2 separate regions of the Mus musculus genome follow, and region 2 is linked to region 1. Evidence: chromatin loops called from intact Hi-C (ENCODE). Cell type or tissue: left cerebral cortex. All regions are shown on one strand. Each heading gives the region's core, and the rest is flanking DNA. Links, peaks and the distances in the headings are about the cores only.

Evidence for each region. Hi-C counts contacts between places; a loop is a spot of excess contacts. Peaks named below come from ENCODE experiments on the same cell type or tissue, not always from the same donor. Only the 100,000 strongest peaks of a DNase experiment are listed, where the experiment ranks them.
Region 2: a loop joins it to region 1, with 5 times the contacts of the local background. A loop is called at or near these places in 41 of 42 quality-filtered maps.

Annotation. Positions count from the first base shown.
Region 1 is chr8:36,338,618-36,354,528 of GRCm38, reverse strand. No RefSeq gene overlaps it. Among named protein-coding and RNA genes, the nearest start is that of Lonrf1, 97 kb to the right of the region's middle. In left cerebral cortex, for the core only: CTCF peaks have their summits at 7,198 and 7,401 (motif pointing right); DNase peaks (open chromatin) are centred at 6,258 and 7,432.
Region 2 is chr8:36,184,306-36,200,216 of GRCm38, reverse strand. Gm35520 (a long non-coding RNA gene) reads right to left here and starts at 11,744. Exons shown (of 4, transcript XR_870363.2): 1 at 11,548-11,744; 2 at 10,733-11,167; 3 at 4,260-5,520. In left cerebral cortex, for the core only: CTCF peaks have their summits at 6,495 (motif pointing left) and 7,989 (motif pointing right); DNase peaks (open chromatin) are centred at 4,549, 6,541, 7,949 and 9,785; H3K27ac peaks cover 308 bases.

The sequences.
Region 1 (15,911 bases), core at 2,849-10,848:
TGCTGTGGTTAAACTATTCATTGTTTATGTCCCAGACATATTTACTGAGCTCCTGTTAAGGGACTTATCAAATCACAAAAGTCCCTCTGTGAACTCCTGAATACAGCAGTGAGCTAAGCGGAGGGCTCAGATCTGGTGGGTGAAGCAGGGATCTGGAGAGCAAAGGGAACAAGAGGTGGGTTGCTCAGGGGGCTAGTGGTTTTAAAGGAGTGGACTCTAGATTTCAGCAAAGGGCTAGAAATGGTAGGTAATGGTGTGTGTGTGGGGAGGGCAGGGAGACTGCATTTGAGGGACAATAGAACAGAGCTTTTGATGATCGTATTCCATGATGAATTGTTAGCATGAATGAATGCATCAAAGAGCATTCTGGTTTTTTTGTTTTTTTATTTTGTTTTTATATAGTATGTCATAATGGCAACTAGACAATCAAAAAAGGAGCCCAATATAAACCTGGAGAAATACTATAAATCTCTCACAACTCTACACACATACACAGGCACAGACACAGAGACATAGACACAGATATGCAGACACATACACACACACACATGCATAAAGACACACACAGATAGACACAGACACAAAGATACAAACACAGATGCTGAAGACATATACACACATGCACAGACACACTAACACACACACACACACACACAGAGGAGATATAGATACAAAGACATAGACACAGATACACACAAACATATACACATGCACACATGCAAAGAGATGCACACAGAGAGACCCAGACACAAAGATACAAACACAGATGCTGACCACACACACATACACACAGGCACACATATAAAGATGCACATACACAGATGCAGACACACACAGGCACATGCACACACATACACATGCACAGAGAGACACAAACAGAGACACAAACACTGACACACACATGCACACACTTTTCTGCCCTTGGAAACATGGAAGTGAAGAAAACAACAGCCGTGTCCTCATAACCCTTAGATTCAAGTGAGTATACCCTGAATGAATACATCGTTAACATTCAAAGCTTGGGCTGGAGAAATGGCTTAGTGGTTAGGAGTACTTGCTAGGCAAATATAAAGACCGGAACTCAGATCCCAGCACTAGAGAATAAAGGTTGCCTAAGTATAGATACTTGAAATGTTTATAGAAATTGTCCAGACTGTAGAACGAAGGGCAAGATTTGATAAGTTCAAAGAATAACAGCAGCAAGGCTGGGTGTGCTGGCGTGAACCTTTAATCCCAGCACTCTGGAAGCAGAAGCAGGAGGCTCTCTGTGAGTTCAAGGCCAGCTTGGTCTACATAGCAAGTTCCAGGACAGCCAAAACTCGGTCGGGCAACCACCCTGTTACAGCTCACCACCAAGACAACAAGAAATAAACAAACCCAACCAAGAAGACAAACCAAAATTGTACTGTCTAAATACAGACTCTGAAGTTCAAAAAAACAAAACAACTCCTCCAAACTGTATGTCTAGACAATTTCAAGCATGGATCTGAGCGTTTCACAGATTAAAGCAAAACTTAATGAAGATAACGAGGGAATGTTTGTATTAATCATAAAAACACCAGACATATGAACTTACACAATACACTAACATCCTGCTTAGAAAGACGTATTAAGCTTTACGCACACGGTTTAAGTGATTTGTTTTTCAACAGAGATAAAGAGTTAGAGACCTAAGTGAACTAGTAGGTTCTCCTTAAAAACATTTTACTCTGAAAATGTTCACATTCAATGAAAGAAGACAGAGGGCTGTTGTGTAAGGAGCCTCTGCACCTGCACACAGCTCCGACAGCTACTCTGGCCGCGTTTGGCTCATTCAGACCCTCTGCTCCACCCCACCTCCACCACTGCTCTCTCCCTTAAACAATGAGAATATTTTAAAGTGAAAACCTTATTTTATTTAAAAAAAATCCTTATTTATACATTAGACAATCTAAACATGTTCTTTTAGAGAAAAAAAGAAAAATAAAATAATCGTTATCCCAATTAAAATCTTTTGAACAAGATTGCTTAATGATATGAAATACCCAAGCAATTGTGTCATTTCTGGTCAGAAGAGGCCACCTTTTCTAGGTGGCTCCCATGCCGATTTGTGCCTACCTTACCTTGCTGTGTAGAAGGCTTTTATGCTGTATTTATTTATGAGGCTCAGGGAGAGGCAGAGAAGTGTTCTTATTTTCTGTGATTACATTAGCCCACTCCCATATAAGAATGTAGGCTCCAGCTCTGCCTTCTCCCAACTGTAAGCCAATAGCCATGTGTCCTTATTTCAACTGAAATTCACGTAAGCTAAAAATTCAACACACTTTCCATTTTCTTGGTGTCAAGTCTCACTCGTCATACATGGGTTCTGCTTCAGACAATATTCAACATGGGACAGCATCACAGATAGTTATGTGAAGTATATTGTTCTAGAACAGTGGTTCCCAACCTGTGAGTGTCGGCACCTTTTGGGGTGGGTGTTGGCGGATGAACTAAGACCATTGGAAAGCACAGATATTATACAGCAATTCACAACAGCAGCAAAGTTACAGTCACGAAGTAGCAATGAAAATAATTGTATGGTTGAGGATCACCACAACACGAGGAACTATAAGCCTGTCAGAATCTGGAGTTGGAACTTTGGGCATGCTTGTGGGGCTTACAGTCATTTCTTTCACTGAAGTGGGAAGAGAGACCCACAGTGGGTAGAACTATTCCCTAGCTAGGGTCCTGTCATTTTCTGCTTCCTGATCGTGGCTGCAATGTGACCAGCTGCCACTTTAAACTCCCCGCCATGACTGACTGTACCCTGGATCCATGAACCAGAACGACCCCTTTCCCCTTATGTTGCTTTTGCTGGGGGATTTTTATCACTGCAACAGAAAAGTGAATGAAGACGTGGATGCTGTTGGGTAATCATGGGGGCAGTGAAAACAGGCACAAAATTAGAGGGGAGCTTGGCACTGTCTGTAAGACAGAAGATGACACAGGGTCTCATCAATTCCACTCCCAAGAGAATGTATATCCCAGCCAAGTGGTGCTCAAATGGCCAATCTGCCCTCAGAGTACAGTAGGTAATCTTTGGTAACACTTGTCGTGCTTTGTGATTGGGAATGTCACAAGGACCAAGGACAGTGGATGTGCTGCAGAGAAGAATGGCCAGCAGAAAAGGACTATCCCACCCAAGACAGCAGAGGTGCTGAGGCTATGAAGTACTGCTCAGAAAAGGTGATCAGGACGCGGAAATCAGATAGACACAGACGCGCTTTTGTAAAGGTTTGTGCACAAGATTCGAATGAATAAGAAACTTGAACTGGCATGACCAGTTTCAAAGTAAGACTGAGTAGAGAAAGATTACTTAGTAGAAGGTCTAACTGTAACTGGCTGAACAGCTGTGAGTGAAAGCAGTGGTCTTAGCCATCTGTGTCAGCACTTGGCCCTCAACCCTACGGTCCTACAGAGACCTGTCTTGAACAGGACACCTTCTCACTTACAAACATTATGGGGACCAGACCATATTTTATATGATTTAGTTTTTGAGACAGGGTCTCGTATAGCACAAGCTGGGCTCAAACTCAAACGCAGGGCAGAGGACAATGACCTTGATTTTCTGCTGCCACCTCCTAAGCTCTGGAATTATGGGCATGCAGCTGACCACAGTTTCCTTCTTGAAAAATACAGCTGTACCAGTATAGAGTGGTGCACTGATGTCTTTCCATCCCTCTCAGAGATGACCATCCTCCTGTTCTTTCATCATGTATGTGTGTGTCTTAGTTAGGGTTTTACTTCTGTGAACAGATACCATGATCAAGGCAACTCTTTTTCTTTTTCATTTAGTTTTTTTTTTTTTGCAATTTTTTTAATTAGATATTTTCTTTATTTACATTTTGAATGTTATCCCCTTTCCTAGCTTCTCCTCCAAAAACCTCCTATCCCTTCCCCCTTCTCCCTACTCATCAACCCACCCACTCCCCCTTCCTGGCCCTGGCAGTCCCCTACACTGGGGCATATAACCTTCACAAGACCAAAGATCTCTCCTCCTATTGATGACTGACTAGGCCATCCTCTGCTACATATGCAGCTAGAACCATGAGTCTCACCATGTGTTTTCTTTGGTTGGTGGTTTAGTCCCAGGGAGCTCTGGAGATACTGGTTAGTTCATATTATAAGGCAACTCTTATAAGGACAACAGTTAATTGGGGCTGACTTACAGGAGGTCAACCCATTATCACCAAGGCAGGAACATGGCAGCATCCAGGCAGGCATGGTGCAGGAGGAACTGAGAGTTCTACATCTTTATCTGAAGACTGCTAGTGGAAGGCTGACTTCCAGGCAGCTGGGATGAGGAAGGGTCTTAAATCCACACCCACAGTGACACACCTACTCCAACAAGGCCACACCTCCTAATAGTGCTACTCCCTGGGCCAAGCATGTACAAACCATCAGAGTATATCTGTCTGTCTGTATGTATGTATGTATGTGTGTAATTAACTGTAGCTTTTCTTCCTGTTCTTTTAACTAGAGCTTCATTCATATCAATTTTACGATGCTAAGTTAATTACTCAATTATAAGAAACTGGTTGCAACTTGAGAGGCTCTGAAGGACTCACAGCCCCCACAGCCTCCTTGTCTTTTCTATCATCCTCGGACCCCCTATTTCAGGGTCAGTGGTCCTTTTTATTTTAGCATCAAGTGAGCTAACAAATAAGTAGTGTCACTCCTGGCAATGCCACGTTTGGTGATTCCAGCTGGAGGTCCAGGAGACCCCTTCTCACAGCACAGATGACCTACAGAGATGGCTGCGTAGAGGACATCTCAGCCATACAATGTGGACACTGAAGCCTCCCACCGTCAGGAGAACCTGGGGCCCAGTTACAAGGTGGCTTCCTGAGGAGCTTGCTGTAGACGGAGATCCTTTTGCTTGTTTTGCTTGTGGATTAGCTTGAGTGCGCTCTAAGCTAAGATCCTGCTAGAGCAATATTTTTACTTTGGTTCAGAGTATAAAGGAAGATGGTCTTGACACGGATAGTTAAAACTCCAGAGAAAGGTCTGAATTTTGAAAAAATGACAGGGAGTTTGAAATGAAACAACCTCTCTGTTTCAAGAGTGAAGACCTTCATTAAAAGGATGGAGAGGGAGGGAGCTGGGATCTGGATAACTGAATGCTAAGCACACACGTGATTCCTGCCTGGTTCTCAAGAGAACGCATAAATGAAGAGCAAGAATCATGACGGTACCAAGCTGTGAGAATAGCTATACTGGAGGCTGGAGCAGGAGCCTTGAGGGTTGCAGGTTCAAGGACAGCCTGGGCAACCAAGCAAGATCTCATTTTAAATTTTAATAGTGAAAATAAGTCTGGGCACATGGATCCGTGAAAAGGGGCTTGTGTAACATCTATGATATCCGGAGTTTAACTCAGAGTGCTTCAATTCTTTTCATTGTTTCACGATGCTTTGAGGCATAACCAAATAACTAGTCATCAGCTCTGTCTTATAGAATTCACCCCACACCGGTGAGAAATAAAAGGGAAGATTAAATTCCGTCATGCATTAGAAAGAACCAAAGGGCTAGAGAGAGGTTTCTTGGTGGTTAAGAGCAGTCGTTCTTACAGAGGATCTGGGTTTGGCCCCCAGCACCCACACGGTGATTCAGTATGGTCCCTAAATCCAGTTCCAGGGTACACAGGGTACATAAACATGCTTTTGAGAAGAACACTCAAAACACAATAAACTACCCAATAAAGATTCAAGAGAGGGAGGGAGAAAGAACAAGAAGTCCATTCGGACCTGGAAGCGATATTCTAGAACATCTGCATGTGCCATCTGCTTAAACACGGTGATAACACTGGATACTGGCTCACTAGCACACCACTTCAGAGTTTGAATGCTTACTTGATCCTAGGCCTGGTGTGAAGTGCTTTTTGATGTAACCCAGATGCTTCCAAGCTCTTCGGCTTTCTATGGGTCTGTCTCCTTCAATACCAAGATAAAATACCATGAGCCTCCATTCCCCATAAAGCTCAAAGCCCTCAAACACCTATCACAATACTTCAGGAGCTTTCAGAGAGAGCCTCTGTGTGTGTGTGTGTGTGTGTGTGTGTGTGTGTGTGTGTGTGTGTGTGTGTGTGTGTGTGAGTGAGTGATGGGTAAGGGCAGGAGACTCTTGTCTCCTCTTCTAATTTCTTCTCACTGGCTGAGTTAGTCACCAGCTCTTCCTTTCTCTGCTGTCTTTGTGCCAGTCTGGAATTTTCTCTCTTCTGTTTGTTCCCATAAACTTCATCACACTCATGCTGGCAACATACTTTTCTGGGCAGTAGGAGGCAAAGATAAGTACACAGAGAACTGAAGACAAGCTGGAATATCCTACACCTAACGCTTCTCTTCTTTTACAAGAACTTTCCCATCTATATCTCCTTTCCTCCAAACTGCCTCAACCTTACATCCTGATCCCTGCACAAGATGAAGTGATCTGGACTTCAAAACATTACCAACATAGTAACCTAGACTTACAGAGACAGCCAAATAGCCTTGCCCATTGTACATGAAAGAAATACCGTCACAATGTTTCCTAACCCAGGCAGCAATTCTAAGCAGTCTCTCCAAAGAACATTCTTAGCCAAGTGTGTTAGGACATTCCTACAATCTCAGTCCTAGGGAGACTGAAGCAGGTGGTTACTGAGTTCATGGCCAGCCTAGACTATATAACATTGTATTAAGACTGTTTCCAAAGCACAAACAAGTGCTTAAAAATAACAACAGGAAGAAATGTGTGTTCTCCCACAAGCCTTGGCAACTCAGTGCGCACCTCAAGCAAGTGGCTGTCATCTTCATTTTGTAGATGAAGCAACTGGGGACTAGTATGGCAGCTTACCCAGCTGCAAGTAGCAAGAGTGCCCTGCAGCCTATAGACAAAAACTTTCACAACTTTATCTGGCCTGAAAGTATGAGTTTCCAGAGCCAGATCCTGGGTTTTGTCCCTAGCACTGCCAAAATGAAAGAGTATAGCCATATGCCCTCTACACTCTAGCGTCTATGCATCGCCGACAGAGAAAGGCAACACTGCCGGTGTTGAAGAAAGTGATAGCTAGAGTTTCATGGGCTGGGGGTGGGAGGAAGGGAAGACGTGAGAACTAGTCCAGGCAGGAAGTGATGGAGACTTGGACCAAGGGTGGATCAAGAACATTGGCAATTTGAGGGGGAGTAAGGACAATGTTTACAGTAGCTGCACATTTTTTAGTTTGAGAGACTCGTGTCATTTATTCATTGAACTACTAGTGGACACTTTGCTAGGCACAGCATGCTAGACACCAAAATACCAAAAAGATGATAGTCAGTGAAAATGATGCCTCTCACAGGTGAGACCTGCAGTGCACTGTCCAGCCAGCAGGCAACAGGAAATACCACGTCAACTGGCCTACAAAACAGAGATGCCCAGGGAACACCAGGGGGCAGTATGGGCTCAGCAACCGAAGGGATGCCAACTGCTAATGTCTACGAAGTCTTAACACTTAATCTGTCATTAATCTGTCATTGTCTTGGGTAGCCACTTAGAAGTTTTGGAAAGAATCTTAACTTATTCAATTATTTAAGCACAAACCTTCTCCTTTGGTGGGGGTTTTAAGCAGTGGGATATGTGAACTAATATTGTGTACCTCTTATGTAACAGAAATCATCAAAAACCTTGACTTGTCATAGGCCTAGGATGAGGGCCCTGCCCTTCCAGATGAGCAGATATTTCTAAATGAAAACACATTCCTGTTAACCTGCGCACTACTGTGTTTCCATGTTATAAACCAGTGGCTGCTCTTGAGGGTGAGGGCGAGGATGCTGCCCTCTGAATCTTAGGGTTTGTTACTGCTACACGGTTAGTGACTGAACCAAGAGCTTTGGGTTCCCATGAGTTTCCCATGCATCCCTTTCTGTACGTAGCATGAGCCCTCACCTTGCTTGCCATCCCATCCCACCAGATATCCCACCAGATGCCCGGTACACTTAGTAACCTCTTCCTCTCAAGCTGTTCCTGTCTTTTCTTTTTGATGAGCTCCCTGCCTTCCAAATCCTCACGCATCCCCTGCAGTAACCAGGTTCTGTCACACCTGCGGGTGTGAGAAACCAACCACAAACCAGCACAACAGAGGAAGAACTTAAGGAAGACCCCACCCCCACCCCACCCCACCCCACCCCCCAACACCACCACCATAGGACAGAAAAAGCATTGTCCTCTCTCAGAGGTACTTTAGAAAGACGCCATTGGCAGTTAGTGCTGAGCACACATTGTGCACCTGACAGTTGGTAAAGCTGTGGTTTGCATTTTGCTGTATTGAGTTCATCTTAATTGTTCAATCAATGGCAAATACTTAATATGTCTCTACTAGTCCCTTGTTTCATTTATCTAATTTCAAATTATTCAAACTCTTCAGGTGTTGATCCATAACATATTCAACAAGGTAAAAAAAAATAAGAGAAGCTTATGTTATAAAAAAAAATCTATCCATCAACACAGATATCTGTTTATGCAACTTAGTTGAACCCAAGGGGGGCAAAGAAAAGTACACATTGGAAAACTGGCATGAAGGAGAGAGAATAGATGAAAAAATAATTCAGTGGAAACATCTGGATATGAGGAACATCACAGAAGGCAACTGTCAATATTTTTAAGACAAAGTGAGCCTGACCCATTTTAGCCCCAAAGGCAACAGACATGATGCATGATCCCAAACCAGGAAAAGAAGTTGTTATAAGCATGAATTGCCCTTGGCACATGGTGGGACACATGTCCCTTCACTGCCATTACCCAGGAGCTAGGAGCAAAGCTTTAATTAAGTTCGAGGCCAGCCTGGGGTTTATAGCCAGACCTTGTCTTAAGAAAGAAAGACTGGATGGGCAGTCGTGGTGCACGCCTTTAATCCCAGCACTTGGGAGGCAGAGGCAGGCAGATTTCTGAGTTTGAGGCCAGCTTGGTCTACAGAGTGAGTTCCAGGACAGCCAGGGCTATACAGAGAAACCCTGTCTTGAAAAACAAAAAACAAAAACAAGCAAACAAATAAAAAGACTGAGATAATTAGAAAAAATTATATATACAGACTTTACATCAGACAGAGTATTATATCAATGTTACATTTCTTGAATCTGATCCTTGGGTCATAATTATGTAAAGGAATATTCTTATTCTTAGACTGTAATGGTTTGGATATGACCTGTGTCCGTGCTCATATTTTGTATAGTTGTTCCTCAGCTTTGGGCATTATTTCAAAGGGTGTGGAGCTTTTAAGAGGTGGAGCCTACCTAGTGAAAGTAGCTCGCTATGGACGGACCCTGAACGTCACACCCACTTTTGGCTCTGGCCTGTATCATCTGGTCTCCACTGTGGAGGAAGACTCCGTTATACATTCCCACAACCCATGGCTGCAGCAGGCCTTTTTCTCTATGTGACGCTTGAATCCCCTGAAACTAGGTAGCATAAGAAGCTTAAGTGGCATTTGTCATACAAGTCACAACAATGATACACATACATACATATAAACCTATGGGGAAAAAGACTAAGGCTGGGAAATTACAACAGAATTATGTTGAAAGAAACATATGCAGGGGATGAGGGGAGGGCTCAGTGGGCTAAGGAACTTGCTATGAAAGCGTAGAGACATGAGTTCAAATCCCTAGTACCTACATACTAAGTTATATGTAACCACATACCCTTATAATGCCAGTGTTGGTGGGGGTGGAAGCAAGAGGATTGCTGGGGATTGCTGGTTGCCAGACTAGCTTCGAGTTCAGAGAATGGGTGTATCTCCAGGAAGCATAAGATAGCTGGATAGCGACATCTTCCTCTGGAATCTGTACACCTGGGCCTGCATACATCACACACACACACACACACACACACACACACACACACACACACACACACACACACACGGTGGGGCACTCACACATGCACTTTAAAACTTATGTATACAGCTGGAAAGATTGCTCAGTGGGTAAAGGCACCACCATGGCTAATGATGTGAGCTTGATTCCCAGGATCTACGTAGTAGAAAGGGAGAAACAAGAACCGATTTGAACAAGTGGTCCTCTGACCTTCACACATGCGCCCTGGGATGCATGCTTTCAATCTTGGATGGTTTATGTTGTTGTTGGCAGGTACATCACAGACATCGATGATGTGCTATTTTGATTTGTCCTACTATTGATGATGTCCTTCAGTTACTTGACTAAGTCCAATACCTGTCAGTCTTCTCCAATGTAAAGATACTGTCCTCACCTTTGTAATGAGTGAGTGTTCTGTGTAGATGCACTTTCAGAATGATATATCCTTTCTCATGGAATTCATAATTTATTACAATCAATGCAGGTTTACAGTTTCCTATTTTAGACAGTGGATTCGGAGTCACCAAGGTTACTGTCCTCCTTGAGTTTCTGTCTTCATTGATAAGACACTGACCAGAAACAACTTGGGGAAGGGTACAGTCTGTCATCAAGAGAAGCCGAGACCACAGAGGGAAGCTGCTTACTGACTCGTTCTTCATGCCTTACTTGTGTGATGTCCTTATATCTCTCAAGACCATTCACCCAGCGGTGGCACCATCAGAACAATGTACCACAAGGGTGCCCACCCAATTGGGTGGGTACAATTCCTCAGCTGACATTCCCTATTTCCAGGGAACTCTAGTTTGTCAAGTTGGCAAAAACTAACCAGCAGCTGCTGAAACGCACATTGTCCCAGATATGTTCAACAAGGACTTTTAAAGTTTGTCCCTTTAATGTGTCACCGTTCTTCTTTGAATATAAAAAGAGGGCAGAAAGAACTCAAAAGGATTTGGAAGAGTCATGGGTGACAGAACTTATGAAACCACAGCAGCTACAGTGACCTGAACGGGACAAAGTCTATTAACTATTTCAGCATAGATGGGGAAAGGCACACGAGGTTCTAGCCTTGGGGAGCTACTGGCAACCAGTGACAGCTGAGAAAGAGGCCGTCACATTTCTTCAGGATTGTGGCCACCAGTAACTTTCCCAAGGGCCAGTAAATAACCCTACACACATACACTTGCAAGCAATCCAAATTAAACCCTGTGGTCAAGAGCAAGGATGAGTGCCAGATTGGGAAAAAGGTGGAGAGAGGGATTAGGAAACAAGAGTTCTAGAAAGAGTGGTATGGGCATGGAGGCGGATGGGAGGAAATGAATACGATCAAAGTATACGTGTATGAAGTTGTCAAATAAACTCTTTGGGGAGATACACATGGATTATATCCAAATTTTGTGCCATTGTTTTTAAGGAACTTGTACCTCTGGAGCTTGAATGATCTAGTCTGATCAGCAAGAACCTTGACACAAGTACTCCACCAATGCTGAGGGGTGACTGTATACTGACCCCCTTATGTGCATATTCTGACGATAACTGCAGCCTGGAATTGCCGCTAAGTTTATTTAGTTTAAGTAAATACTTAAATTTACTCTCTCTCGAATACTCTCGAATACTGAGAAGCCCCTGATAACTATTTGCCTCTCTACTTATGATACTTCAGATTGGTTGGACCATGCACTGTGTACAAGGTTTCTTTCCTTACCACACTGAGGTACCAGACTCAAGCTTTGGCTGCCCTTAGAGATTTATATCTCTCTCTTCATTGACCGACTCCCCACGCTTTCACGGTTTCTTGACCCCAATGAGTGGCCACAGGGCTGCACTGTGAGTCTCCTTTCCCAGTCTGGGCTTTGGCAGGCTTGGGTTATAAGCAGGATACATTAAAAATTAATGAAGCCATTCCCAGTGGTACAGAGGTGGAGGTTCCCTCTTCCAGGAGACTGGCTTATTTGGCACCACTTCTTATCATGATTTAGTAAAACTAACAAGGAACGTGGATGGACTACAGCTAGAGTTGAATTCTACAAGCGGAGAACATGGGAAGGTACGTCTCAGCTTTGATGCAGCAGGCTCGAGCTATTTAATCATCAAGATAAAACACATTAAGCTTGAAGTTGTCTGAACGCAAACCAAGTGGCTTTTTCCCCCTGAGAGCCGTGCTATGGAGGCTGGGTAGTGAGTGTGAACCCAGAAACTGGAATAACAGAAACTACTCACCTTTGCTTCACTTGGTTGTGGGATGGTTTATGAGCGAGCTTCCTAGATAAAATCAAGAAACCAGAGAAAGGGCTTCCAGCCAGCTCCAACTTAATAGAGCCATTTGTAACATCTGTTCTTAATAATTAAGTGCTCAGGTGTGTGGGGTCTTCTCACTGAGTGGCAGCTTCTTGTTCAGAATTTCCTAGGACCTCAGGATGGACTCTAGCTTGCGCTTGGTGGAAGCCATGTTTATTTCTCCTCTGCTCTCTTCTCTAACACTCAAGAATGCTCACATGATATAAACCGTGGCCGATGCTGCCATCCATGGCTGACTCTTAATTTGTAAGTTCCCCCCAGAGACTCCACCAGATGGAGGCAAGAACGTAGACTTGGAGCTAGGCAAACAGTTGAAATCTGTTTAAATAGAACTTAAATCCCTTCTATACAGAACAGCATTAAAAATTACACTTATTTAAAATTATACTTTTTTTGCTAATTTGCTATTAGGATGGGGCAGCATAAATATAAATGGGATGGAATAGTTGGACATTAATATGGGGGGCAGTGTTTTTTATTTTTACTTCTGACTTTAGAAATACACAGCCTTGATCCGAGAACACTCAAGACATCCATCTGCCCAAGGGAGGAAGATTAAGATTTCTATAAAAGGAACACAAAGAAAAATTAACAACAAAATGACAAATACTTAGCTTCTGTCATTTAAATTATGGTTTGGCTTGAAACATAATTTAGTTTCAATGAAGCAAAACATTTAGAACTTTGAGAAACATTAGAAATATGGTTCAAATGAAGCGAAACAAAAGCTTTTCTGGCAAAGCTTTTGACACACCACACACAAACACACGGGGGGGGGGCGCTAAATTCATCCATTGTTTTTTTTTTTTTTCTTCAGTGTGGTTGGTTGAACCATAGAGTTTTACACAAGAGGCCGATAGAGCAGGAGAATAGGAAGAAACCCCTCCTTGCCATTCCTGAGGCAATTTCATAAAGCATAAGGAATAAGAGAATGAGTTGGCCCAACGGGTGCCACAGTCAAGACACGGGATTCCTGGACTTTGGTGTTGTTTATTTAAGTCTTGGAGAAAGGCACCTTCTAGGCAGTTGCACACGAAACAGGAAGCAGTCCCTGACCATCCTGCAAAACGAAGCCTTGGGGTTTAGCCTCCCACGCCACTCTCCATTCATTCCCACATGATGAGGGCAGGAAGGAGGGGTAGAGCAGTGGCTGGGAGGCCACCAGGATGATGAGAGTGGCCTGCAGCAGACACTAAGAGTGGACCATCAATACAGGCCACTGTGCGGAAGAGAAGACATACTGTGCGGGTTGACAAACTAAAGGACCTAAGGATAAGCTGAGTTATTAACGCAAAACAGCATTCAAAAATGATTAAGTGACATCTCCTTAGAAGTGGCCTATCACAGTTCAAATACAAAACCAAACCAGAGTCCCCCTTCCCCACCAATGGTTGTGTAGTCATGCCTTACTGTGAGGAGGGTGATCTGAGAGACAGAAAGAACATTTTTATCCAAAGCAATTAATTCATCAGTCCCAAAGGGCTTTCGTATTCACTGGGAGGGTGAGAGTAAGGTTCCCACCATAGAGATTTAGCACTCTGTCCTTATCCTCTGCTGATAGAGGATGGAAGGCGGGAGGCAGGTCTAAAGTTTCTATCCTCTCCTGATGGCAAAGTGTCTGCTTGCAGTCCGTGAGTGGCTTGGTCACAGGCCAGTTTCAGACTCAGTTCAGTCCCAATGGCTTCCATCAAAATAAGCAGCAGAGAAATGGAGAACAGGGTCCAAGCACAGCCAAGTCGTGTTCTAGGAGAGCTTATTAACAGCCCATCTGCCATTGGCTCCTCTGCCAACTCTTAGTGTGCCTCTGGTGGCCAGGGACCAGAGACTAGGGGAAGGCTGGTGGGTTGTAAAAGAAACAAGCCTCTTTCCTTATCTTTAAGGGCTTGGTGTTTAAGAGTGTTAGATCACACACACACACACACACACACACACACACACACACACACACACACGCGCGTACACACAGAGGCTAATCTAAGAAAACATTTTGTCATCTTTTCTTCCGTGGGATATTGTCAGATGGTTTGTATCCACTTGTCTCCAGCGATGACAAGGGAGTCAGGCCTGTGTGTCACACGGTAATAGACCCTTCCTTTGAAGCACAGTCCTTTACTCCGTTGAATTCTTGGGATTTGGATCAACCAAAGGAGACAAAATAAAGCACAAAGCACAAGAACAGGAAGATGTGTCTGTGTTGATGTTTATCCGTGCCACCTGGAGCTGCGTCATAAACTTCCAGTGATTCAGCTAGCGACGCTGCCCTGCCAAGACAGGGCCTTTAATGTGCTTAGAATATAAGCTGTGTTTAATTTTTAAATGAAACTGATTAGAAGTGTATATGTTTTATTTACCAACAGGGGCCAAATTGCTCACTCGGGTGGGCTGTTGCTGTGCTGGCTTCACAGGTGCCAACGTCTATATAAAAACAACTTCGATTCTAAAGAGAAAGTCGGAATTTTCCTACTGGCAGCGCTCGTCTTGGTTAATTAGACGGTATTAGGAAGGAAAAGGTTGGCCATGTTATCTAGAAGAAAGTGTTATTAGAGACAGTGTTGTACCCTGAAAATGCTTAATACCGCACATTCTGGTCTCTAATTGCCATCTGGAGCAGATACTTGGGAAATTTTCAGCAAACTGATAGAAATAGCCTAAAGATGCCTCAGTTAATTCATCAATAAAGGTAAAAGCATCCTGATTTTTAAAAAGCATGTACGTGTCACTTGTGAATCACACTTTGAAAGACAAGTACAGATGACGGTGTCACATGACGCCTCTCTGTCAACGGAATTGCCATAAGGTCGATTAACATTTGGGAGTTGACTAACTTCTCAGAGACTCATATCATCTGTGTAAGATAGGGGTAAGAGCTTTTTAATATTAATTTTTAAAACAGTAGCTAAAAGGTCTAGTAAAAGAAATAAAAACTAGCCATCACCACTAGACACCTGTCAAAATGCACAAAATTTAGAACACAAATACCAGGGACACAGGAGATGGAGAAACAGGGGCCTGCAGTCGGTGTTGGAGGAGATGACGAGCTACAGCCATGGTGGGAGGTCAGCCAGCCGCTACAGAACTGGAGTTACTTGAATATGACCTGATAATCACAGTCTGCAGTACTTAGCCTAAGGCGATGGGTGTTCTCAACCTGTGGGTCTTGACCCCTTCGGTAAACCTCTATCTTCAGAAATATTTACAATTTGCAACAGTAGCAAAATCACAGTTATGAAGTGTCAATAAAATAATTTTATTATTGGAGGTCACCAAACATGAGGAACTGTATTAAAGGGTTGAGAATCATTGGCTAAGGTAAAGACCAAATCTATACATGCGCACACACATAGGCACACACACTCGCACACACACATGCACACACACATACACACATATATGTATACATATATATGAGCTTTATTCATAATTACCAAGACTTGAAAGCAACCAAGATATCTTTTAGTAGGCGAATAGAAGACTAGACATGCATGCAGATGCGCCAAAAAGAAATTAGGTGCCATGTGACAGAAGGACATGGAAGATCGCTAAGGCAGTGCCAAGAAGACTCTGAGAAAAGGATAATTTGCACTATGTGACATTCTGAAAAAAGGCAAAATTAAACATACACATATATGGAGAAAGCAGAATGATTGGCGGTTGCTAGGAGACAGGAGGAGGGGATGAATGGGCGGTGCACATTTTTAAGACAGAAAAACTACTATTGATGCTATTATGAGTGGATACACATCAAAACCCAAAAGATGCTCACCACCAGGA
Region 2 (15,911 bases), core at 2,876-10,875, 150 kb after region 1:
GCTGAGCCATCTCTCCAGCCCAAATGATCTCTTTTTATTTAAAAAAAAATACTATTGGCTAGGTACTGACTTCAGACTGATAAGGGTTATATGGTTATACTTCCAGTAATTTATTCTCAGAGTTTGTCCACTTGTATCCCTGAGCAAGTGGGAGTTCGCAATATTCTCCTTCCTTAGTTCTCATGATAGCTGCTCACTTAAACTTAAGTCGTCCTCTCGCAACCTTCTCTGAGCCTTTGGCTTTGCAAAGCACAGTGGGACTGTGGTAGCCATGGTGCAATCTGTGAGCTATCCTTTCCAGGGCTATTTTTAAAGCCCCGGTTGCCTCTCTAAACTCATTTATGCAACAAACATCTAGTATGGTTGACCCTCCCTTTCCACAGTTCAGCCAAATATGGATTACAGAGCCTGCTCACTACATTTAATATTCCTTTTTTTATTGGATACTTTATTTACATTTCAAATATTATCCCCTTTCCTGGTTTCCCTCCCTCCTGGAAACACCCTACCACATCCTCCCTCCCCCTGCTTCTATGAGGGTGTTCCTTCACCCACCCACCCACTCCCACCTCCCCTCCCTTGATTCCCCTAAGCTGGGGCATCTATCGAGCCTTCATGGGACCACGCACCTCTCCTTCCATTGATGTATGACAAGGCCATCCTCTGCTACACATGCAACTGGAGCCATGTGTACTCCTTTGTTGATGGGAGTTCTGGGGTATGTGGTTGGTTGATAATGTTGTTATTTCTATGGGGTTGCAAACCCCTTCAACTCTTTCAGTCCCTTCTCTAACTCCTCTATTAAGAACCCCGTGCTCAGTCCAATGGTTGGCTGCTAACATCTGTCTCTATATTTGTAAGGCTCTGGCAGGGCCTCTCAGGAGACAGCCATATCAGGCTCCTTTCAGAATGCACTTCTTGACATCCACAATAGAGTCTGGGTTTGGCAACTCTATGTGGGATGAATCCCCAGGTGGGACGGTCTCCGAGTGGCCTTTCCTTCAGTCTCTGCTCCACACTTTATCTCCATATTTGCTCCTGTATTTTGTTCTCCTTCTAAGGAGGCCTGAAGCATTCACTCTCTGGTCTTCCTTCCTCTTGAGCATCATGTGGTCTGTGAATTGTATTTTGAGTATTTGGAACTAATATTCCTTTATCAGTGAGAACATATCATGTGTGTTCTTTTGCGATTGTGTTACCTCACTCAGGATGATATTTTCTAGTTCCATCCATTTGCCTAAGAATTTCATAAATCCATCATTTTTAATAGCAGAGTAGTACTCCACTGTGTAAATGTAACACATTTTCTGTATCCCTTCCTCGGTTGAGTGAAATCTGGGTTCTTTCCAGCTCCTGGCTATTATAAATATGGCTGTTATGAACATAGTGGAGCATGTGTCCTTATGACATGTTGGAGCATCTTCTGGGTACGAGCCCAGGAGTAGTATAGCTGGGTTACTTAATATTTCTATCAATTTAAAGACATAGATCATATGGGAAGGTATGTGTAGCTTATATACAAATAAACTCCATTTCATAGGAGATGCTTGAGCCATATTATTTGTGTGTGTGAGCAACAGCCTATTGCTTAGAGAGACATGAAGAACAAAGAGACAAAACACTCAAAGCAACCTCTACTCAGCCTTAAGAACGGCAAATGTACCTCTGGGAAACGTTCCCTATGCTCTGCTTGTTGGAAAAAGGAACTTTTTTTATATTTGCTGATACAGAGATTGTGCTCCACTGTAAATTTCTTAGAATTATTCAGGCACCAATAAGGAGTTAACTTGGTGTTGATTGCAGCATTGTGACCTCACACAAATAGACAGAAACATCAGGAGAGCCTCAGATCTGCTGCTGCTAGAGGGGTGGGTAGTAAGGACACTACTGAGCTCTAGACAGAGCACTTCAAGTGAACGGACCCTAGGGGAGTCTGCTAAATAGAAGGGGCCTCAAGGAGTCCCTGAGAAGGGAAGGACCCAGGGCTTCACTCAAAAGCCAAAAGCAGAGCAGCCATCTTAACATACAGGAAATGCCCCCAAGGGAAGTCAGGAAGGGAGGTAAGATGTCTCCCTCCCCTTTCTTTCGCTGAGAAATGCCCTCAGAGTATCCATTTTCTTACTTTGGTTTGTTCCAAACTTCAATTGTCTTTCATCTCCCATTTCCTATAATTTTTTCTGTTGAGGTTGTAAGGATTTCAACATCAGCTTTCAAATCATAATAAGTGGTTATTTCAGTTAATTACCATTTTTTAAAATAAATTTCAGTTACCATTTCTTATATATAAATTTCAAAGCACTCTCTCTTTTTTTTTCCTAACTTGTTTGGGTTTGTATAGCATTTTCTTCTGTTAACAAACAATAAATGTCATTTCTCCCCCTTCTGTCACAGTACTTTGTTGTTGGAGTCTCAACCATGGAAAGGTTATCCTTCCTAATACAGTCATGTCTCTAAGCTCTTGCTTAAAGGTAAAGACTCATTCTGAAAAGGCAGGCTTAGGAGAATGTGTTACATCACAGTGTGTGCTCACATGAACATAAACTGTGCGGCCTCCCCACACCTAGTCTCCACAGGACACCCTGCTCCCCACACCAGGCTTCCTATGTCACAGGGTTGACATCACACAGAACTTGATACCTATCCTCTATACCCAACAGGCTCCTCTCTGCCTCTTCTGTCAAGTTTTTAGGAAAGCTGTTTCTACAATACTGTAGGCAACCCCGTACCGAACTACAACGGGCAATACTGTAAACTTTCTTTGTTTCTAGAGTCCACGTGTGTAAAAGGACATCACTGTTTCCTAGGCATGATCCTTGAATTGCTAAACATAAGAATAATAATGAGACAGGGCAAACTCCCATAAGGCTTGGTGCGACATTGCCAAGTGGGCTCCTCAGACTGTGACAGCAGCTCATTGACTGGAGGATGTCATTTATCTACCCCTCCCCCATAGCAATCCCACAGCTTTTGGTTAACAGGAAAGTGACACTCTTTTTAAATTCTCAAGTTGATCTCAACCTTCCTTGGGGGTGGGGGTGGGGTTCTTCTTCAAGGCTTTCACTATGGTTTGAATGTGCAATGTCTCAACACAGGTTCTAGTGTTTCAACAGTCCTTCCCTCCCCGCTGACACTGTTTGGAGAGCTTGTTTGGAGAGCTTGTGCGCAGGAAGAAATGGGTTGGTTGCTACCCTGTTGGCAGTGGCAGCGTTGAGCATTATAGCTTGGCCCCACTTCTGCCCCAGTTTCTTTCCCCAGGCTACTCTTGGGAAGGAAGTGTTCCCTTCTGGTGCCCTTTCTACCATGATGGCAATGTATCCCTGAACTACTTGTAAACTAATCCCTCCTGTACTAGGTTGTTCTGTTAGATATATCTGTCGCCAGCAAGGATTCAAGTAGCTAACGCAATCTTAGGATTTCTATCTGACCTATGGTGGCAGAGAGGGCTTTTACATTATAATTGGAATCCGAGGGTCTTCTCCAGAAGAGACAGTCTTGGGCAAATGATTATTCTGCATGCTTGCAATGAAGGCCTTGAGAAGATGAGATTTTTTTTTTTCTGTTTTGCACGCTAGTTGTAAATTCCATGGTTTGATAGGCAGGCAGCGTGATGTAAAAAATACTTGAAGACTGGGTTGGGCAGGGCATATTCCAGGTTTTTGGGTTTTTTTTTATTTTTTTAAATCGTTTACTGATCACTCGAGGAGCAATACCTGGCCTTTGTATCCTGTCTTCACATTTCTAAGAAACAATAATACATAATTTAACTACTCTCGATTGAGACACAGGAGAGGATAGACTCCAGAAAAAATTTGTAAGTTGTACAAATACCATTGTGTATTTTATTGCAAATAATTGTGAGCTGCCAGAGCTGTTGGCAATTAACCCTGAGTCTTCTGGAAGAGCAGTCGCCATCTCTAAGCTTACCCTTTTGTGTGACGTTATCCCAGATGACTTGTGTATTCACATCTCTGCAGCAGAATACATTGTTTAAAAATGTCCCTGGGTGTAATATGTTAAAAGAAACCAGGAGGAGTGTCAATGGAGCTCCTATTTAAAAAGAAATTCCCATAAGCTATACTAAGTCAAATTCATAATTCCAAAAATTGGAGAAACACCTAGAAATACTAAAAAAAAATTTTAAAGATTAAAAACCAAAAATATAAAAACAACAACAACAACAACAAAAAACTCACATTGAAATTTCTGCGTGCACGTCCTTAATGCACTCCCTCCTTGATCCACCCCAGGCAAGTACTTACCATAAAACGCCCTTGGTACAGTTCAGCCACAGCCTCCAACTGAAAGACTCTGCTAAGGACAGCAAGGATTCCCTGGCAGAATTTCAAAAAAGCAGCAGGCAACAATTTAATTAGGTCTGAGTCAATAATTCTCCGTGCACCCCAGCAGGTCAGTAAACCGTAAGCCTTCTCAGCAATTATCTGCAAGAGACCATTCCTAAGGATATATCTGTCGCCAGCAAGGATTCATTCAGCTGAGCTCTTGGCAGTACCCAATTTAGGACTTTCGTTCATTTGTTCGTTTTTCTTATTTTTGGATTGTTTCTTAGCCTGGTGAGTGATGAAGAGTGACATCATAACTCTGCTGGAATCCTTGATTTGGGAAACAATGTGTAACATGCAGGAAAATCCCAAGTAGTCAACAGGAGAGAAGGGAGAAGGTTTTAAAAAAATAATAAGAATTTCATAGGCACTTTGTAAAATTCAGGGCTTCTGCTCTCTGAAAACTGTCAGCATGCAGAGTTCAGACAGTAATAGCATGGATCCTAGTTGGAACGGCTCACTCCCGTTTCTTTGTATGCTTCAAGTGGACTCCCCATACCTTTCCTGTCCTTGACTTCATACCTATGTTAAGCAGCCCTTGGAATATGGCCTGCCCCGATCAAACTCATCAATAGACTCTAAAAGCTGCTTTGGGTCATTTTTTCAGCTTTGATTATAGTGTTCAGCCTTGAGAAGTGTGAACATTTTGATCAAAGAATGTAATAATATAATAATGTCACTACATTCTGTAACAATATAATAACGTCAGAATCTAACAAGATGAGCATGGGAACTTGGCTCCCAGGTCCACCTCCTTCAGGGCACACCGCACTAGGTGCCATGTGGTCTCAGGCCTCGAGAATTTACTCACTGTTTTAGGGTTTCTCTGATTGCACATAGCAAGTCAGACACAGAATTTCATCCTACAAGGTAAAGATGAATTAATAATAGCCTATACTTTCAGGGGGCTGGTGAGGTTTTTTTTCTTACCCCCTCGGGATTACTCTTGTGGCCTAATGAGCAGGGTTCTCACTGCTTGTCCAGCTGATCTCGATAATCAGCACACATTGGTGTTTGCCATATGTAGAGCACTCCAGATAATATCTTCCTTAACATGCAGGTAGCTGGTGAAGAGTCGATGATGTGCTCCACCATGAATGTGGAGGTACCCTTCTGTTTGGCATCTCGGTGATACCTGGACTCCCTTTGGTCCAGCATCATTGATGATTTCATATTTAGGCTAGAGGATAGAGGAAAAGATGAGAGTTCAACGGCACATATACACTATGTCTTTATCTTTACACACACACACACACACACACACACACACACACACACACACACACACACACCATACATAGGCCTTTGTGGTGTCTCTACAAACATGTCTGTGAATCTCTGGACCATCCATTAAGAAGTGTCTCATATATGCCCTCCTTTTGAATCCGTGCATTTCTTTGCAAATGATGATGTGAGACTTGCAGGGTAGGGAGAACATGAAAACATTGTCTGGTTCTTTTATGACAGTCATGCTGGGACTCTTGAGTCATGAAGAAGTAAACTGTGATGTACCCACAAACCAGATCTTGTAAGAAGTGATGTCTCCCAGAGATAAGATCAGATGGAGGATATCTATCAGGAAGAGTGAAACTTGAAAGAGCTAAGTCATTTCCTGTGTTCACCTTCACCTCATCTTGGCCCTTGCCTATTGGATGGTGCCATGTCACACACGTCTCTCTCTCATGTATCAGGCCTCTCTAGAGATACCCTCACAGACACACTAGGTTGCTAATCCTCTAGGTATCTCTAACTTAGTCCAATTGACAGGGTTAACTGTCACATGAATCCTTTCAGAAATTGTGTTTGTCTCCAAGACTACATATGTGGACGTCTTTAAAAATAGACAACTACTAAGCCAGGCATAGTGGCACATGCCTTTCATCCCAGCACTAGGAAGACAGAGGCAGGCAGATCTGTGTGCATCAGAGGCCAGCCTGGACTACAGAGTGAATTCCAGGATAGCCAGAGCTCTTAGTGAGACCCTGTCTTGAAAAGACAAAACTAACCGAACAACCAAACAAAGACAATGGAGCAAATGATGCCAATAAAGTCCCTTGGTTCTACATGTACAGGAGCAAGAAGACAGAGCTAACTCCTTGCCAATCTGTTCTCCAGCTGGAACATTGCTATATAGCCATTACTGCCATCTGTTGGTAGCAAAGTTAATATGTTTCTGTTCTGGAAATTAGCTGTGCTCCAGCAATGGCTTGAAAACAATGGGTTTTGTAAGCACTGGTGCGTCTATATATAACGACACAGCTTTGGCGAGCAGTCAGCTTTTAGGAGACACTGTGGGGGTATGAGTCACTGTTTCATAAGCACCAATTGTCTGCATTTAGTCATGCGTATAGCTGATTTTGAAGTAATTGTGTTTTTGTAGAAATAACATTTTAGGAGTCAAATGAGCCTTAGAAACTTTACTTAACATAGTTAGACAATTTCAGACAGATGGCAATCCCTTGCTCTTTTTTGATGGAAGGAATATTTTATTTATAGCATGTAATTCCTGAATGAACTTTCATCCTGATGATATCTTTCCTAGTCATTATCCATTGTCTCTGCTACTGTTGAACATAAGTGAGTCTGAAATTACTCTAGAACGTTCTTTCCTTAACAGCATCCTTTTCTGATTTAGTAATTCCTCAAAATGATCTCATTTCTCTCGGGAGGCTTATGTCCTTCCTTCCCACTGTCCCCACAGGGGGTCCCAACATCATCATGTCATAATTGTGTTATGTTTATGTATTAGTTACATCTCCTCTTTCTAAATTGTAAGACAGAAGTAGGGTGATGTATCACTTCTGCATCCCCAGATCCTACCCCAGGGCCTTATACACATTTAAGAAATAACCCTGGAGATAATTGAAGAACCAGACTGTGTTCATTTTAGGCTTCAAAGGCATCTTATAAAATACAAACTAGGTTCTTCTTGTTTATGATTAAATCTCTGTTTCTCAAGGATCGGGCTATGCTCTGCCTGTAACCTTAACTACGAACAATTCTGTACTGCATGTTCTGGTAATGGCAATCATGCCTTTGTTTCAAAATGTTAATAAGCATCCTGTAACTGCAGCCCTACCTTGTTTCAAAAGGATTGTTATGGCTACCTTGTTATGACTACCTGTTGTTCTGACCACCTTGCAATCGCGCCTTTGTTTCAGGAGGTCATTGTGAGGAACCTGTCATGCTTATGTTCTGCCCCTATAACCTCACCTATTTTACCCTCCAAAGCCCCGTTTGGAAAGCTCCTACCTCTGAGCGATAAAAGCCTTATCTTCTGTTATGTCCGGCCAGCATCCAATGCTGATCTCTTAAGCCTCACCCTAAGGGAGGCAGCCTGTGTACTTGAACTTTAACAAGCTTGCTTTAATTAATTGCTTGCTTTAATTCACTTACCTAAGTTGCTCTTTCTCCTCCCATTATTGGGATTTTCACAGTGTCTGTAGCTGGTTCTCAGAGCTTTCAATCCCCATCACAGACTCTGGAGTTCCCTAGCTCTCTCTGTCTCCATCTAAGTAACTTTACAGCGCTTTAGAAGAGCAATGGATTTGCTTATTTTGATGGTGGCAGTTATTTCTAAATTCTATTTATTCTTATGTGTACGGATGCAGGAGTAGGTCTGGGTATCACATGTGTTCAATGTCTACAGAGGCCAGAAGAGGGCATCAGAGTTATGGGTGGGGTTACAGGCGGCTGAGAGCTACCAGGTGGGTACTGGGAAGTGAACTTTGGTCTTCAGCCTGTTCTCTTCACCACTGAGCCACCTCTCCAGCCCTGGCAGCTATTTCTAATTTGCTTAGTATTGAGGATAGGCGGTGGGTATCCTTTTTAAACACATTTTTACAAAATACATGTGTAAAGGTTTTAGTTATTAATGATATCTTATTTGTTTTTGCTAATAATCCCATAAAGTAGCCAAGTTTGGAGGAAAGCATGTTGGATTCTCCCTTCTCCCCCTCTTCCTCTCCTTCCCTTCCCCTTGCCCTCTCTCCTTCCTCCCCAGCCCCCCTCCCTTTCTCCTCTTGGTTCTGCTTGGTCTGTGGTGCTAGTGTTAAGGTTCCTTTTATCTATTGGCTCAGAGTCTTTGTCTTTAGATGAGAGGTTTGGCTTGGTTGTTCCCTAATCTTTCTAAGGGGCCAGATTCCATTGAGATCAGAGTTGGTGAAGAAGTGGGAGTTGGATTTTTGGGAGGTTTTCAGACAGTACCCTCAGGGATGTTTTCACCTCACCAGCCAGCCCCCTCCTTCTTGCTCCCTTGATAGCATTTCTACAGCCAAAAATGAGCTAGTTTCCATCACGAGTTACAGCGACTGACACGGGGACATTTCTCACTATGAGTTCATTTGTGTTTCCTTGGTTGATAGCTGTGTGTGCTGACAGCCAATGTCTAAGCTTAAGCACCCCCTCCTCCCTTTCTGCCACACTGTGGTTTCCCTCTCATGTAATGAAATTGTTATTTCTATTGTTTTGTGAATGCTCAGTTCCCCTCTAGTTAAAAGCTTATGAATATTCATTGCCAATTACCCACACACACAAGCACTCAGGTGTGTACACACACATAGACATTAACTAGGGGGAGGAGAAGGGAGGTCCCTAAGTGTGAAGAGTCCAGAAAACTAGAAGGGGAAAGAGCAAAAGTGGGGAGAATTAAGTAGAGAAAGAAACAGCAACAACCAGCACCCAAATTACAGTTATGAAGTAACAACAAAAAAATAATTTCTATGCTTGGGGGTCCCCACAACCAGGTCAGTCCATAAAGTCTTCCATAACCTGGTCATTCTTAGTTTGTTTTGAGACAGGGTTTCCCTGTGGGGCCGTTGCTGTCCTAGAACTCACTAAGTAGACCAGCCTGACCACTAACTCCTAGAGACTCACCTGTCTCTTCCTGGGTGCTGGGACTAAATGTGTGCCACCATGCAACTCTCTTAACAAAAGAATTTGGTCAGGCTTATTTGTGTGTGTGTAATGATAAATACGTGATATAAAGTTTTTCTGTCTTTCCTACATGTAGAATTTCCATCATTATGCTAAAATAAATGAAATTTCTCTTGTGTTTCCTTCGACTTCCTTTCTATATGCTGACATTGCAGCATAATCTCTCTAGGCATGTGGAAGCCAGCCTTTTCTACACCTGACCTTAGAATCCCATCCTCCTGCCTCCTGAGGGCTCCACCTTGACTACCCACTCCTCTTAGGTATTCTCTTTGTCTCAGTCAGTACACACACAACTTGTGAAAAAACCAAAGTAATGGCTGGTGGACAGGTGTGTTAGGAATGAAATTAAAACTGGAAGACTTTGGCAGCAAGGCATGTTAACCAACTGCTTAACTTTCGTAATGCATAGAAGACCTGTAGACACTAGAGAGCATGTAGTGCCAGGAGCAGGCCCATCCTGCATGTAGGAGGAGCTCCTTACTAGGCAAAAGACATTTAGGATGACTCATGAAGGATGAGTAAGTCATTATGCAACATGGAGAGATGAGTCCAGGGTTCCTACAGTACAAGGCCTACCAAAGAGGCATCCTGACCTGGTTTTCGGTCATGCATCTCAACAAGGGATGCTGTCCTGGGTGGGAGCCATCAGGATGATCAGAACCCTTTGCATTCACATCCACAGCCTATCATCTTAAGACCAAGAGATAGGTAAATCATGTTGCCCACGAGTGATATCTTGTATGGGATAATAAAATCGATTTGCAGCACCTGAGAGATGGCTCAGAGACTCCTTTGCTGCTCTTTTGTAGATGACCCAGGTTTGGATCCTAGTACCCACATGAGAGCTCCCAACTGTCAGTGACTCTGATTCCGGGGATCCATTGTTCTCTTCTAACTCCCATGGGCTTCTACATGCATGTAGTATTCATACATACATACATACATACTCATTAAATGAACATTAAGAAAGAAAGGCAGGAGGAAGGACAGACAGAACAGAACAGAATAAGGAAAAACAGGCTAAGCCAGGTAGTGGTGGTGTACACCATTAATCCCAGCACTTGGGAGGCAGATGCAGGCGGATTTCTGAGGCCTCGAGGCCAGCCTGGCCTACAGAGTGAGTTCCTTGACAGCCAGGGCTACACAGAGAAACCCTATCTTGAAAAACAAAAAAAAAAAAAAAAAGAAAAGAAAAGAAAAGAAAAGAAAAGAAAAGAAAAGAAGAAGAAAGAAAGAGAAAGAAAGAAGAGAAAAGAAACGAGAAAAAGAAAAAAAAGAAAAAGAAACAAAGAAAGAAAGAAAATCAGGCTTAAGCCACTTCAAACTCCAACCTACTCTCATGATGCTTGACTTTTCCTAGGAGACATAAACAAATGTCTATCCACCCAAAATAGGGCACCAGGAACAGACCCAAGAAACAGCTTGTCCGCGTCTAGCTCAGTGAACTAATAACTTACTGAGCTCTCTGACCGAAGCGTGGTTGAGGGGTTACTCATAGGAATGTATGAGACTGCAAGACAGCCACAGAGCTGTAAAGTCCCATGTCAGCATGGCTGTCGGCCTCGGCAACGGAAGAGAGTGTCCCTTCTTCAGTTAACCATGTACCTTCTGCATGCTCTACCATTTCAAAAGATGGCGAGCAGCCAGGGCCGAGTTTTGCAGAGCTGGGTGAAGGGTGGGTGAGGAGGGAGTGGGTGGAGAGTCAGGTGAAGGCCTAATGACCCTTCTGTGAGGGAACGTCCACAGGCCTGATCTTGCAAAGGCTTCGTGGAGATCTGATTAAGATGGTGATGGGCACGCAGTGCTGAGAACAGGGTGCCACACAGTTTGAAGAAGTTGGTGGAGGCTGGGAAACGTGGTTCAGCTTCTCTAAGCCTCCACTTTTTTCATCTCTAGAACGGGGAGCAACACTGACTGTAGTGATCAGAAACCCGTGTTGAAACTGGCTTAGATAATAAAAAGCAGTATTAACTCCGAGAACCAGGACTCTGCTCAAGGACAGCGTTTTCTAAACGCTGGTTCCTGTTCCCCCTCCCCCCACATACACACACTTTCCACCCTATCCCTCTCTCAGGTTTACTTTCTTTTTAACTGCGTGTGTGTCTGTGTGTGTGTGTGTGTGTGTGTGTGTGTGTGTGTGTGTGTGTGTGTGTGTGTGCTAGTACAGAAACCCAAGAGGGCAGGAAGGTCAGATCCCTGTGGCTCTGGACTAACAAGTGGTTGTAAACCACCCGCGGATCCTGGGAATTGAACTTGTGCCTTTAGCTCTTACCCACTGAGCCAGCTCTGTCTTTGCCCTGGTTGCTTCTCTCAGTTTTCTGGGCCGCTGCACTTCCTTGAGTAGGTTTCAATTTGCAATGATGTCACAAAGCAGCTGCACCAAAGCAACCTCCTACTCCTCATATGTCTCTTGGGGATGATGGAACACCCCAGAGCTCTGGCCCGTGTCCCCTCACTGGGTCAGGTGCTTATTCCTGGGGGGGGGGGGAATGACAACAAGGAATGAGAAGGGCATCAGAGAAATCAAGCCCACCCTGACCGGCTGAGTTCTCGGGTGGGTGTTTAACTTCGGGGGGGGGGGGCGGGATGGGAGGGGCGTGGCGGGGGGAGGTGGCAGCAGCGGGGGTGGGGTGGGGGGTAGGGGTGGGACCACACGGTGCTGACAGAGAGTAGGGCACACTCAAAAACTGCATGCCCAGGGCTAATGTCTGCAGTTTACTTAGCTAACCAAGTCATCGATCGACATTAGTACAGTCAGTACGAGGGTAATTCAGGAAACTTCCGTAGTTCAGTGGAGAATCCAAATACCTAATGTATCCCCTCAATGCCAGCTCGAACACTACACTGTACCACTGCACGCTTTCCCCAAGGACAGTCCATTCTATAATAGACTTGCAGTTGACTGGCACTTAGACATAACTGTAGTCGATTGTCAAGAAAAAAAAAACAAAAAACAAAAAACGTGAGTTAATGGCTGTCAGTTCCTCAAGGAGGACATCCCAGGGGAAGATGCTAGCATTTCCTTAATATGCTTGAAGACCTAAACTTTAAGAAATCAGAAGACCACCGGAGTCCTTTATGTAGACTCTGTAACCTTTCTCCTTCTATCTTTATCCTCTGAAAACTATCTGCACCAGCAACCTATGGGTCGCAATCCCTTCAGGGGTGGCATACTAGATGTCCTACATATCAGATATTCATATCAGATATTTATGTACATTATGATGCATAACAGTAGCAAAATTATAGTTATGAAGTAGCAATGAAAATAGTTTTATGGTTGGGGGTCACCACAACATGAGGAACTGTATCAAAGGGTCACGGTATTAGGGAAGCTGAGAGCCACTGACCTAGAACATCCTTCTCAGATCACGATTTCTTCAGTGACTGCCTGACCCGGGACACTGGACCCAGCCATAGCTGCAGTCACTTTTGTCCACAGTGACAATGGAACATTCTACCTTAGAAATGCAAGCTCTGGTCCTCCTGGGAGCGCTCTATCAGGTGGATCTAGGGAGATCCTGTGGGTCATAGGTGGGGCTGACATTACTCTGGATCTATATTAGTTCTAAATGCAGTCAGCTGACCTCAGAGAGCTGTCTCTGGCTCCTTGTGGAGAGCATCGCTCAGCCATTCCCTTCGTTGTTTTGCTAACCCATTTGGACTCTTTACCTTAGTGTTCTGTTTGGGCCCCTGAGTTGCTGACCCAGTTTTGCAATGTTTATTCTGGCTGCGGCTCTGCATTCCTTGGGGACTTGACTTTCAGTATTTGCCTGTCTGTACATTGCCCAACTCGCGGCAATTGATGCCTCATTTCTCTGCCCCACCCAAACCACAGGCTGAGTATGCACCTGGGCTACGTCCCAGAGACGATTCTAGAATCCACAGTCACATCTCCCATCCCTCTACCGTGGGAAAACTGCTGAGCTCCAAGTAGGAGGACCCGCAATCTGATGAAAGTGATTCCAGGCCATGGGAGAATTTACTAGAACCCACATTAGGTGCAAGGTGTATATTAAATATATTTCTGATTTTTTTTAAAGACATCAGTAACTATAACAAACCAAAGTGCAAGGTTTAATATTTGGGGTGTAAGAATCCCAGACTGGTGTGAGCCACTCCTTTCTGAAAGAAGAGATCTCCCCCACCCCAGTCTCAGAGGGGCCTGGTTTATGTCTCTGGCCTTATTAATGTCTGAATTCATGGATTCCAAAATGTTTAGAAATGTCAAATGTTTTCTGTGTCTTGTCATACTGTGTGTGTGTGTGTGTGTGTGTATGTGTGTTGTTAGGGTGCTATCACACATATGAGAAAGCCTGAGTATTCAGATTTCTGTCTGAAGTGCATGCTTTTGGTAGTGAGCTACGTCTTTATTTTAATACTGAATCTCTGCTGTGTCGCTAAGACGTGGCTAAGACGTGGCAAGGGGCGCTTCGACTTTCAACTCTGTCTTGAACATTCACTTGGATAATTACCTTTATGTTGGCTCCTTCACGCAATGGAACTCCCCAAGATGAAAGACATGAATGGAGGGGGGATTAGAATTATCAGAGAGAGAACTCTTTTGTTTCCAATGGAGGGTGTCAAGCAGAGGGCTTTAGCGACCACGGGACAAACATTCTAGATCCAACTTTTATCTTCAGCCTTAAGTTGAAATTTAAAGTGCAGTCTAACTAACTATAAAGAGCTCTTTATTTGGAAAGGCGTCTATTGAGGCTCCGTTCTTCCTTATATCACATTGTAATGAAAAAGTCAAACATTAAGCAAACCCTGCCTGTAGGCACAGTAGCCCGTCCTGCAGACATTTTGCTATACAATGAAAGGCTTAGTGTGGATAAACTAGTGGCTTCAGGGTTTCTTCCCAGGTAAAGTCTGGTTAAATCCACCGACCACAGGCAGATCCCTGATTCACAGATTCATATAAAGGCATGTGTGACTTTATAGACTCTATGGATGTAGAAATAGCTATACCTAACCATTTATTATGTATCTCATTAAACCTGTGCTAAGAAAAACCTTTCCTACTGTAATTCCAACCAGAAACATTTGAATTGGACTGTACAGACAGTTCTCATAAGTGCCAGGTTATTTTATAAGGCTGAAAAGGAGTTTTAAATAAGCATATAAAACTTCTAACTGAGCCATCCACCAAAGAGCATACAAGGGCTGGCTGGACCAAAGCCCCAGGCACATACGTAGCAGAGGGCTGCCTTGTCTGGCCTCATGGGAGAGGATGTGCCTAATCCTGCAGGGATTTGATGCATCAGAGTAGGGAGATATGGGGGGGGGCACCATCTCAGAGGCAAAGGGGAGGTGGGATAGAGGGAGGGACTCTGGGGGGCTGGGAGAAGGGCAGTGTGTGGAATGTAAATAAACAAATCAATAAATTAATTTAAAAAAGAAAACTCATTTTAGCACCCGTCTTTGAAACCTTAGCAACACACTTTACTAAGATTATGAAAAGTCAGCAAAAATCGCAAAGCACCCTGGGATCTCACTTGATGTGCCCTACGCAAGAGCACTGGACATTTCTCCACTCAAGGAAGTTTCTATGAGCAAATGCACTGATGCCCGGCATCTGCAGGGGACTGTGTTCTGCTGAGTCGGCTCAAGCATAAAACGAGAAGTTTCCATCAAAGTCAAGTTAAGATTGATGTTAATTTACAAGTTTTCAGTTGGATTGCCCTGGGGCTAAGAGATCGTGAACATTCTTGGGCCAGATGTTCCCACTCTAGAGTGATAGTCATTTTCTGGTTATTTGGGAAAAAAAAAACTGAGTTGGCTTCTGGAACATTTATCTAAGTACATGGCAGGACCAGGAAATATGTCTATTGACATTCGAAATTAAAAAAAAAATGTTTGCAGCTAGAAGAAAAACAGGAAAAAAATGCAGTGTTTCTTAAAACGGAGTCTCTCGGATGCTGATAGACACATCTCATCTGAACTGTGGACAGCGTTTCTGTTTTCTGTTTCAGTAGCATAGATGGAAATTAGCCAAAAAAAAAAAAAACCCAGAAATTTAAAATTACTATAAAACTGCTCTCGATTTTTCTAATTAAAGAGCAGGTTAGTCTGCTTCATAGAAGGGCTAAATTAGAGAACACCTAATAAGAAATACAACTTAAGGCAACCCCTGGCAGGAGAAGGTGAGTCAAATTAAAAGACTGAGGTTTTCTTTTTCAATACTAATAAAGAAGGCCCTTTTAAGTCATTCATTACTCCACATAAAGCCTTCTACTGGACTGCTTTCCTGTATTCTTTTATAGAAAGTACATTCACTTTAATATTTATGTAGACTAAGCGTGCCCCTTCTTTGATGATCACTAACTGGCTATGTGGCCTCTCTGGAGTGACACCAAAACCTAAATCAAGAGTCCAAACTAATGTTACATTGGCTGTTTCAATACTGTGGTAGTTAGAGTTCAAATCAACAAACCCTGTTTGCTTTGCCAATAACAAGACTGGTAGAGTTGCTGGCTTTGGGGAGACATAGCATTTAATATTTTCAGAAGAAAAAAGAAAAAAAAATCGAGTGTAACAATGCACATTTCGAATGTGGCCACCAGAGGTCTACTGACACTGCAGAGCGAGCAGGCTGCAGGAGCGTGGGCGCAGACTGGTGCATGCGTACTCTGC